Linked DNA regions of Homo sapiens: region 2 is linked to region 1. The links are chromatin contacts, found by Hi-C or POLR2A ChIA-PET in ENCODE. All regions are on one chromosome and are shown on one strand. The core of a region is the stretch at or near the end of the contact, and the rest is flanking DNA. Distances in the headings are between cores, read along the strand shown. Region 1 holds the start of HMGN2 (high mobility group nucleosomal binding domain 2). Region 2 holds the start of SNHG3 (small nucleolar RNA host gene 3).

Region 1 (5,443 bases), core at 1,907-4,406:
AGATACCTTTGGGCTGCCTGGGACAGGCTCCTGAGGAGGATTGAGGGTGAAAGTCTCCCACGAGTACACTAAACCTAGGTCTGGTCACCAATAGGGTTTGGAGAGCAAAGGGCCACAACTCATCAGCTGCCTGTCTCTTAGATGCACTTTCTTTTTCCACCAGCACATCCTTCAACACACAGAATTTCAGGGAAGAGTTCTCCCCAAAACCCTAGCTCTTTACCCTTCCATTTTAGCCTTCCACCCAGCTTCCACAAAAGATTTGGCTCTACCTTGGATCTGCTAGTAAATAACTAATAGGCAGGCAGTTATTTGGGTAAGGAAAAAAGGGGTGGGAGAGACAGAAAATTTGCCCATCTGCTGCTCCTCCCCCTTGGCTCTCCACCTGGGATTTGCTATTGAATCTCTACCCTCTCCCACCACACAGTACTGATTGCTCACTGAAAGACTCAGCACCCCCAATGGTGCGCGGAAGCCAGGCGGGCGATTACAATCCAATTACCTATTGTCGACTCAGCCCACACAAGCTTTTCTCCTCCTCTTGCAGGGCATGGGGCCAGGCTCCACTCCCAAATGAGACTGGCCCCCTCCATGGTTCAGGGTAACAGAAGGGCCTGTAGGCCCTGGTGAACTGAATCCAGCACAGGCCTCCCCTGTAACACAACAGGACTGAGCAGAACCAAACACTTCTTCCAACTGACTCTGCTCCCTGCCCTCACCATCTCAAACTCTGATTCCCACTCCACTCTTCGAGGTTTCTCTCAGCTTTTTGACCTGGCTCCCTAAGTAGGCCCTAGATGATTTATTCTTGGCATGGCAAAGCTTGTTCTAGGTCCTCTGCTTGTGAGGGTCAAAGCTGTGTCCTTTCCCTTACCTCCCTCTGCCAGGACTTGCTGCAGAGCTGCTGAGAGGATTAGTGCCTTTGAAGAGCTGTCTGCCTGAGCAACTCTATTTCAGGTGCCCCACACCGGCAAGTACCAGCCAGCAACACCAACCAAATGCTACTCTCTTTAAAGTCCATTTTCCTTCTTCTTTTTTTTTTTTTTTTTGGAGACAGCATCTCACCCTGTCCTGGCTGGTCTCGAACTCCTGACCTCAGGTGATCCGCCGGCCTCACCCTCCCAAAGTGCTGGGATTACAGGCATGAGCCACCATGCCAGACTTCCCATTTTACTTTCTGCAAGCTGTTTCCCTAGCAGCTCCCTCTAGGGGAGAGGTGAAATCTTGCAAGTTGTAGCAAGAGCACACAGGAAACCCCTAACTTTCCTATACCCCACCCGCCTCTTCCCCTTTCTGTCCCGGGATACCTGGCGGCAAGAGACTTCTTGGCTATTGTCCATGCTCCCAGAATCAAGCATAAATGCCAGACACGGCGATTGAGAAGCCAATCAGTGAACCCTTTGGCAAAGCCCCCATCCACACCTGGCACTCCCCTCTACCAATCCCTGGCACAGGGTTCCTGGAGAGCAGGTGCTGTACATTTTACAGCTTTACAATGGGGCTGTTGACAGCCATAATTAGGGAGGCATGAATTATGCGGCTATAATGCAGAGCCCTACAATTAAGGCGGGAATGAGGGGCTGGAGGCAGCAAACGGAATCTGCCCTATGAGCGTGGCTGTTGAGTCCTGTCTCCTGGGTCTGACTTTCCGTAATATGATTGGGGTACAGTAGAGGTGATTAATGGGGCTGGCATCTCTCTTTGGCCTGAGGTTCTGTATTCTGGGAAAGGTACACAGGGTGGAGTAGGGAGAAGCTGCCCCAGGAGGCGATGTAGTGGTGGAAAGAAGAGGCAGAGAGGTCGTCGTCGTCGCCCAGCAGCAAGGGCTGCAAAATAGTAGAACTCGTGGTTGCTTTGGACAGGTGTGATTTGTGCAAGCCAGGTTCAACCCTTGCCTCAAGAAATCAGATGGGACCAATTTAGTGTCCTTCCACCTGTGAGCCAAGCCCCCATTTGAGGACATCTATCGTATTCTTGTGTGCTGGGTCTCAAATAGAATTTTTAAAGATTCTTAGATGTAAAACTTGTTTGCTAACTGCAACGGAAGAACACCTTCTTTTGCTGCTGCAATTGCCTACCCTCCCTCAGGTGCACTTGGCTAGCTCCAAGACCCTGGCTTTGGACTAGGGGGCACCGGAAGAGCCCTTTTGCCATCACACCACCTGTTCCTCTACTTGTTTCCTAATCCCCGGGCGCTTTCCTCCACCCTCCTTTCCTCGCGCAAGTGAAAGGCAGCCAGCTTGACAGTGTGGAAGGAGGGATTTCGCCAGCTGCGGCTGCAGTGCCCAGGCTTGGTGGCCGCGTCGGGTTGGGCAGCTGGGCAAAATGTCTCCGAGAGGGGTAGAGTGTAGGGGGAAGTGAGTGCTGGTAGACCTCGACGGCCGCTCTCCACCATACTGTGGCGGGGTCTGGAGGTTTGGGAATACAGGGACCTTAAGGGAGCCACCCGAGAGGAGTTGGGGGTGGGGGCTTCGATAGCATTTGGGGAGGCGGCTGCGCAACGGGTGCTGAAAGGACAGCTCCTACCTGACCCACGGCACCCAAAAGGCACCTCTGCATGGAAAGTCTCCCCCTGAAACCCCTAGCCCACCTCGAGTGGGACCGTCTTTCAGGTGAGGTGCACGAAAGGCTTCTCCGAAGTGGCAGCTCGGAAGGATGCACGTCCGGCTGCGCCAAGCTGGTTTCCCCGCCTTTTTCCCACTTTGGCGTCAGCCTGGGCTCTGGGAACTGCAGCCTGTGCCTCCAGCCGCGCGCTTCCTCCTGCTTCCAGAGGAGCAGGGCAGTGCAGCCAGGCCTCGCAAACCCCTCTTCTGGGGCCCCCAGCGGGAGCAGGAAGGAAAGCCGCTGAGATGCGCCGTGAGTGTCGCACGGCTTGGAGAAGTGGGTTGCTGGGTTGCATAAGGTGGAAGGAACTTGCTAGTTTGCAAAAGACAGCTCTTGGCGGGAGCCGGAACCCGGAGCCCGCCGACTCGCGCACCCCTCCTCATTTACTGCCTTCGACGCGCGCCACCCCGACTGCGCCCCCACCCCCTCGGCGCGCCGCCGTCTCCGCGCACTACCCCCCCCACACACCCCCCTCCTCACTCCCTCCAGAGGAGGTGAGTTTAAACCCCGCCCACGTGACCCCAGCTGGGCCAATGAACGGCGGCGGGAGGTGAAATCCGGTTCTAACCGGTCCGGGGCTCCCAGCGCTATAAAAACTTTATAAACCCCCCGGAGCCCGAGCAGTGTGAAGAAGAGGCGAGAACGACCCCCGGACCGACCAAAGCCCGCGCGCCGCTGCATCCCGCGTCCAGCACCTACGTCCCGCTGCCGTCGCCGCCGCCACCATGCCCAAGAGAAAGGTACGTGGCGCGAGGGCCCCAGGCGCCGGGCCACCACTGCCGCCACCGCCGCCGCCGCCTCCCTGGTGCAGGGAGCGAGAATCGGCGCCGAGCAGGAGCCAGCGCAGCCTCCCCGCGCGGGGGCTGGAGACGGTGTCGGGCAGCTCGGGGCTAACCCTGAGCGGCTCGGCTGCCCGCGGGCGCCAGAGGCCATATTGGAGGAGCGGCGGCCGCGGCGGGAGGAGCCATGTTGGCGGCTGTTTATCCCGCTCTCCTCGGGCTCGCCGCCCCCGCCCCGTGCCCCCTCCCCCATCGCGAGGGCCCCTTCCCTCCCCTCCCTGCGGGCGGGCAATTCAAACCCGAAAGGGCGGGAAGGCGGCGCTCGGGGTTGGCGGGCGGGGGAAAGCGCTGCCGCCAAAAAACCGCCGCCGTGAGGGGCGGGGCTTGTGCGGTATGGCCCCGCCCCCTCGCCCACGTTCCCCGCGCACGAGACGCGCGCTGTCGCCGCCCACGAGTTCCCCGGGCTGCGCGCGCCTCCCTCTCCCGCCCTCGACGGCTGCCATAGCAACGGCGCTGGGCTCCGCCTCCGGAGGGGGTTTGTTTGCGCCATCTGCAGCTGTTGCTCCTGCCTGTCGCGGTGGTGCGGGCTCCGCTGCCCTCCCCGGCTGCGCTCCGGTCCAGCCCTCGCTTCTCGGGGTCGGCGAGCCGGAGCTCCTGCGCGCGCTTCGTTCTTATACGAACGTCGGGCTCACTCATTTATGTCCTAGAAAAGTTGTGTGGACGACTGCTTTAATTTTCATTTTTAGCACTCTAAAGTTTGGGAAGTAATTAAGAACCACCTCAAAATCTGCAGTTTTTTGTTCTTGTTTCTTATAGGCTGAAGGGGATGCTAAGGGAGATAAAGCAAAGGTGAAGGACGAAGTAAGTCATTCTCTCTTCAAGGGTCAAAGCCTTGGACTAGCAGAGGCCACTGGACTCGGTGATTAACCGTAACCTGTGTCCTGAATTTACACTCCTATAATCTAGAGCAAATTGATACCAAACTTTCAAAGCGACTTACCTGTCCTATTTCTAACTTTCTCGTTGTCTTTAATAGCCACAGAGAAGATCCGCGAGGTTGTCTGCTGTAAGTGTATGCTTTTGAATTTTCGTGCTTGTCCCTGAAACTAAAAAACATCAAAAAACAATTCCCTTTGCTTCCATGAATTATGGTTAGTGCCTGGTTTTGAATCATTGCCTCTACTTGGGACTCTTGCCCCTTTGGGTTTTGCTGGTTCTGAAATTCTGATGCCTGTAGCCAAAGTGGGACATTTGAGTGGGCTTCTGGAAATCCAACATTCTAGAAGAAAGCCAACCACAAAAACTTTTGAGGAGGAGGAGAAACTTCTCTACCCTTGGTACTTTTGGTTGGTTGTGGGTGGTTTTCTTCAGTCCATTGTACTGATGTTCACTTTTTCCTCTCTTCCTGCCAAAAAAAGAAACCTGCTCCTCCAAAGCCAGAGCCCAAGCCTAAAAAGGCCCCTGCAAAGGTAAGTGCTAACATTGGAACTGATCATTTTCACAGAATGAGGACTGTCCTTAGTGCCTTAACTTAATTAGCATAATGGTGCCTCCATTAATGGAGGTTATAAACTGTGTGGATAGCTTACCTCGTCCGTGTCATTCATAACGTTGGTTTCCTGATCAAGAATTCTGTTGTTAGTTTATAGGAAAATCTGCATTTAAATATTAAATACCCCAGGGTTTAAACTAATTTATTCTTCTGTTACTTAGGAAATTCTAAGTACTAAAGATTATAGCAAATTACAGATAATTTAGCCTAGTTTTGATCAGTTGTTCTTGTCAAATGGGTGAGGGTTTGTGTTTTATCTTGAGTAAACAATCCTACCTTGTGCAGAACTTTGCAGACCATACCTTGGTAATACGAAATGGGGAGAAACAGTTCTATTTTTTCCCCTTTTTCAGAAGGGAGAGAAGGTACCCAAAGGGAAAAAGGGAAAAGCTGATGCTGGCAAGGAGGGGAATAACCCTGCAGAAAATGGAGATGCCAAAACAGACCAGGTATAACTGCTGTTTCACCCTTTGTTAGATTTGTTCATTCAGTTAGTTGCTGATATCAA
Region 2 (5,402 bases), core at 2,456-4,955, 2.0 Mb after region 1:
TATTCACTCAGCTCATTAAAATCTAAACGAAATCCAAACCAATATGGCTTTCCTGTGGTCACCAGGGATTTCTCAGCCTTCGGTTATTGCACTTGGCTGCTTTGCAACATTTGGTGCTTTGGACAATGTTCTAGTCCTCAAAACTCTTCTTCCTTGGCTTCTGAGGCACCGCTGTCTTCTGGTTCTCCTTCCCTGACTGACCTTTCTCTGTGCTGCTGGCTTCTTCCTCGAACACCATTTAAATGCTGGGTTTTCGGCCAGGTGCGATGGTTCACGCCTGTAATCCCAGTACTTTGGGAGGCCGAGGCAGGTGGTTCACCTGAGGTCAGGAGTTCGAGACCAACCTGGCCAACATGGTGAAACCCCATCTCTACTAAAACTACAAAAAAATTAGCTGGGTGTGGTGGCATGTGCCTGTAGTCCCAGGTACTTGGGAGGCTGAGGCACGAGAATTGCTTGAACCCGGGAGGCAGAGGTTGCAGTGAGCCAAGATCACAACACTGCACTCCAGCCTGGGTGACAAGAGTGAGACTCCATCCAAAAATAAATGAATAAAATAAAATAAATGAATGCTGTGTTTTACCGGGTGTGGTGGCTCATGCCTGTGATCCCAGCACTTTCGGAGGCCAAGATTGGCAGATCGCTTCAGGCCAGGAGTTCAAGACCAGCCCGGGCAGTATAGTGAGAGGCCATCTCTACCAAAAATTTAAAAAATTAGCTGAGCATGGTGGTGCATGCCTCTAGTTCCCGTTACTCAGAAGAGGCTGAGGTGAGAGAATCGTTTCAGCCCTGGTGGTCCAGGCTGCAGTAGTCCTGATCACACCACTGCATTCCAACCTCAACAACAGAGCGAGATCTTGTCTCAAAATAAAATAAATGCTGGGGTTTCATGTCTTCCCATCACTCTCCTCATTCTTCCAAGACGACTTTAGCCACCATGCTAATTCTTACAACTTCTAAATATTTTATCACCAACTCAGATTTCTTACAGGAAGCCCAACCCCATATATCTAATTGCTCTTTGGACTTATATACAACCAGATGTTACTCAGGTAACTCGTATATACTCCAATGTGGACATTACTCCTCCCCCACTGCCTGCATTTCCACTTATCAAGGTTAGAGACCATAGTATGTTCAGCCTCCTAAGCCTGAAACTCTGGTATCCTCAAGTTCTTCTCTTACCTTGCAATTCCAGTGGGACGACAAACCCTACATCAGAAATGTCTTTTTTTTTTTTTTTTTTTTTTTTTTTTGAGATAGGTTCTTGCTCTGTTGCCCAGGCTGGAGTGCAGTGGCATGATCACGACTCACTGCAGCCTCCATCTCCTGGGCTCAGGTGATCCTCACACCTCATAAGTAGCTAGGATTACAGGAATGTGCCACTACACTCAGCTAACATTTTTTTTAAAATTTTGTAGGCCGGGGTCGGGCGCAGTGGCTCAAGCCTGTAATCCCAGCACTTTGGGAGGCCGAGGCAGGTGGATCATGAGGTCAGGGGTTCAAGACCAGCCTGACCAACATGCTGAAAACCCGTCTCTACTAAAAATACAAAAATTAGCTGGGCATGGTGGCGGGCGCCTGTAATCCCAGCTACTCAGGAGGCTGAGGCAGGAGAATTGCTTGAACCTGAGAGGCGGAGGTTGCAGTGAGCCGAGATCGCACCACTACACTCCAGCCTGGGGGACAGAGTGAGACTTCATCTAAAAAAAAAAAAAAATTTGTAGGCCGGGCACGGTGGCTCATGCCTGTAATCCCAGCACTTTGGGAGGTCAAGGCGGGCAGATCACGTGGTCAGGAGTTCAAGACCACCCTGGCCAATATGGTGAAACCCCGTCTCTACTGAAAATACAAAAATTGGTGGGGCATGGTGACACTTGCTTGCAGTCCCAGCTACTCGGGAGGCTGAGGCAGGAGAATTGCTTGAACCCAGGAGGCAGAGAATGCAGTGAGCCAAGATCGAGCCACTGCACTCCAGCCTGGGCAACAGAGCAAGACTCCATCTCAAAAAAAAAAAAAAAAAGAATTGCTGCGATAGTAAATAATGTACGTAATAAAGCATTCAGAACAAAATCTAATATGTAGGAGGAACACCATAAACGTTACTACTCAAGATAGCCCAGCTGTGATAGCTCTGTCTCTCTAGCCAACGTTTTTCCACCTTACACCACACTAAAAATTCCATCATATTTGCAACATTTCTTATGTATATATATCGTAAGCATTCTTTACTTGCCTACTTCATATTCAGAGGGTTTTGTGTGTGGTAAAATATACATAAAACTTGCCATTTTTAACTAGTTTAAAATGTATAGGGGGCCAGGTGTGGTGGCTCAGGCCTGTAATCCCAGTACTTTGGGAGGCCAAGGCGGGCATCACTTGAGGTGAGGAGTTCGAGAGCAGCCTGGCCAACATGGTGAAACCCGGTCTCTACTAAAAATACAAAAATTAGCCGGGCATGGTGGCATGCCTATAGTCCCAGCTACTCGGGAGGCTGAGGCAGGAGAACTGGTTGAACCTGGGAGGTGGAGGTTGCAGTGAGCCGAGATCACACCACTTCCTTCCAGCCTGGGCGACAGAGCGAGACTCCGTCTCAAAAAAAAAAAAAAAAAAAAAGTCCAGGTGCGCTGGCTCATGCCTGTAATCTCAGCACTTTGGAGGCCGAGGCGGGTGGATTGCTTGAGGTCAGGAGTTCGAGACCAGCCTGGCCAAGATGGTGAAACCCCGTCTTGCTAAAAATACAAAAATTAGCCAGGCACGGTGGCGGGCGCCTGTAATCCCAGCTACTGGGGAGGCCGAGGCAGGAGAATCGCTTGAACCCGGGAGGCCGGGGTTGCAGTGAGCCGAGACCGCGCCATTCCACTCTAGCCTGGGTGACAGAGCAAAACTCCATCTCGAAAAAAAAAGAAAGAGTATAGGGCAGTGCTTTTAATTACATTCATTCACACTGTTGTGCAATGGAGTTTTTTATTTTTTATTTTTATTTATTTTTATCCGGGCCAGGCCTGGAGTTTTTAAACTTTTATCTGATTCGTCTAGGGGCACTTTCATCTTATTTACCTTCACATTTATCAAATTATTTCTTTCACAGGTGACAGAGCAGATTCAATTCCTTTTGATACTCCGTATTTCTCTATATGTATTTTTTTCATTCTGCATTCTTATTATTCCAACGTTTTACTTATTTATTTGGAGAGAGAGTTTCGCTCTGTCGACCAGGATGGAGTGCATCGGCGCGATCTCGGCTCACTGCAACCACCGCCTCCCAGGTTCAAACGATTCTCATGCTTCAGCCTCCCGAGTAGCTGGGACTGGAGGTGCGCGGCACCATGCCTGGCTTATGTTCTGTATTTTTTGTAGAGACGGGGTTTCGCCATGATGCCCAGGCCGGTCTCGAACTCCTGGCCTCAAGCGATCCGCCCCTCACGGCCTTCAGAGCTGCTGTAATCACAGGCGTGAGCCACCGCGTTCGACTCTTCCAAAAACTTTTTGGCCAGTTTATCTAAGGGCATATCCTACAGACTGAGTCCAGTGATTGCACAGAAGTAAACGTCCTCTGCAGCTACATACCTACAAACCTATTTCTGTAACGTACATTCCCCAGCAAGGTCCCGCGGGAAGGATCCACTACCGCGAGAGGCCTCCCAGCCAGGAAGGGGTGGGGCTCAATCTGCAGTAGATTCCCAGAAGCCTCAGTGAGTTTCTGATTCTCTAACTGCGCATGCTTCTGCGCACGCGCAATAGACATTCCAGGACTTCCGGGCACTTCGTAAGGTTTAAAAAGGATGCTTCGCGTTTTCTCTCTCCTTTTTGGAGACAGATTCGCAGTGGTCGCTTCTTCTCCTTGGTAAGTGTGATCCTTGGTAAGTGTGATCAGATGCTTGCCACCGGAGTTGTGGGTCTAATGCTATAGATCAGTAGCCGAGCTTCCCTAGGAAGATCATATAGTATTTTATTTATTTACTTTTTTTTTTTTTTTGAGACGGAGTCGGTTTGTCACTCAGGCTGGACTGCAGTGCTCGTTGCAACCTCCGCCTGCCGGGTTCAAGCGATTCTCGTGCCTCAGCCTCTCCAGCAGCTGGGATTACAGGCACGTGCCACCACGCCCGGCCAATTTTTGTATTCTTAGTGGAGACGGGGTTTCGCTATGTTGGTCAGGCTGGTTTTGAACTCCTGATTTCCGGTGATCCACCACCCTCGGCCTTCCAAAGTGCTGGGATTACAGGCGTGAGCCACCGCGCCTGGCCGGAAATCATGTAATTTAAAACTATATATGGGTGTCTTAGGCGGCATCGGTCCCAACTCTAAAGTACGCGTTAGACGGGCCTGGGCCAGAAGTGGGCCATGGAGACCTCGGGACCCGCAGGGCTGCCGCCCGACCCAGCGAGCCTCTGAAGGTGCACCGCCACCCCCACTGTTTATCTTACTGCCTCATAGTAGGCACATTGTCGTTCTCAATATAATTGCACACAGTTTTATTCTGGATCCTCATTTGCCTTTAAGAATTTTCTCAATTTTTCTTTTTATTTGATCGCACCACTGCAACCTCCGCCTGCTGGGCTCAAGCAATTCTCCTGCCGCAGCCTCCCGAGTAGCTGGGACTACAGGCGTGTACCACCGCGCCTGGCTTATTTTTGTATTTTTAGTAGAGACGGGATTTCACCATGTTGGCCAGGCTGGTCTCCAACGCCTGACCTTGTGGTCCGCCACGCCAGGCCGAAGATTTTCATAATTTGGAAGCATTGCGTTTCGTAATTATGCTTTCTCGTATTTTTGTGATTTGGGTCATTTTTATTTTTATATTTTTAGGATTACAGGCGTGAGCCATCGTGCCTGGCCGATTTGGGGGTAATTAACAAGTCCACGTGTTTCATTTGAATTTAGGATAGCTGGGCCTAATTGTTGTCTTTGCTTCTGCGGTACCTTCCACATAGTACTAACCGCCTATTGTAAAGTAATTAGAATAGCTGAATATGCATGTTACCAGTCTAGAAACCGATTTTTTTTTAACACCCCACTGTGGACAGGGTGGAAACTCGTTTGCTTTCTTGTTTAAGATCTGTAGTAACATGAATGGATGAAATTGTTTCCTATTGGATTCTGTAAATTTATGCGTTACACTGATTGTCCAACGTGGATACACCCGGGAGGTCACTCTCCCCGGGCTCTGTCCAAGTGGCGTAGGGGAGCATAGGGCTCTGCCCCATGATGTACAAGTCCCTTTCCACAACGTTGGAAATAAAGCTGGGCCTCGTGTCTGCGCCTGCATATTCCTACAGCTTCCCAGAGTCCTGTCGACAATTACTGGGGAGACAAACCATGCAGGAAACAGCCTTCTAGAGCACTGAATCTGGATTGAAGTCTTTTTTTTTTTTTTTTTTTTTGGAGATGGAGTCGCTCTG

Evidence for each region. Hi-C counts contacts between places; a loop is a spot of excess contacts on that map. ChIA-PET counts read pairs that join two places held with the same protein, here RNA polymerase II (POLR2A). Pooled maps may share reads with other maps.
Region 2: a loop to region 1 is called in a pooled map, with 7 times the contacts of the local background. The contact joins the promoter of SNHG3 here to the promoter of HMGN2 in region 1. A Hi-C loop is called at or near these places in 5 of 50 pooled maps. POLR2A ChIA-PET finds 5 or more read pairs at or near these places in 2 of 52 experiments (Caco-2 and activated T-cell).

The regions. Positions count from the first base shown.
Region 1 is chr1:26,469,284-26,474,726 of GRCh38, forward strand. HMGN2 (high mobility group nucleosomal binding domain 2) reads left to right here and starts at 3,157. Exons shown (of 6, transcript NM_005517.4): 1 at 3,157-3,344; 2 at 4,200-4,244; 3 at 4,420-4,449; 4 at 4,802-4,852; 5 at 5,289-5,384. The coding sequence starts at 3,330. It overlaps DHDDS (dehydrodolichyl diphosphate synthase subunit), which reads left to right. Exons shown (of 9, transcript NM_205861.3): 9 at 1-2,023. RefSeq lists enhancers at 1,764-2,472, 2,473-3,182 and silencers at 2,552-2,967, 2,852-3,121, 3,382-3,671, 3,712-3,881.
Region 2 is chr1:28,502,238-28,507,639 of GRCh38, forward strand. SNHG3 (small nucleolar RNA host gene 3) reads left to right here and starts at 3,706. Exons shown (of 4, transcript NR_036473.1): 1 at 3,706-3,847; 2 at 3,983-4,090. RCC1 (regulator of chromosome condensation 1) reads left to right here and starts at 3,806. Exons shown (of 13, transcript NM_001381865.2): 1 at 3,806-3,847. SNORA73A (small nucleolar RNA, H/ACA box 73A) reads left to right here and starts at 5,128; the gene lies at 5,128-5,334. RefSeq lists enhancers at 4,620-4,914, 5,106-5,402.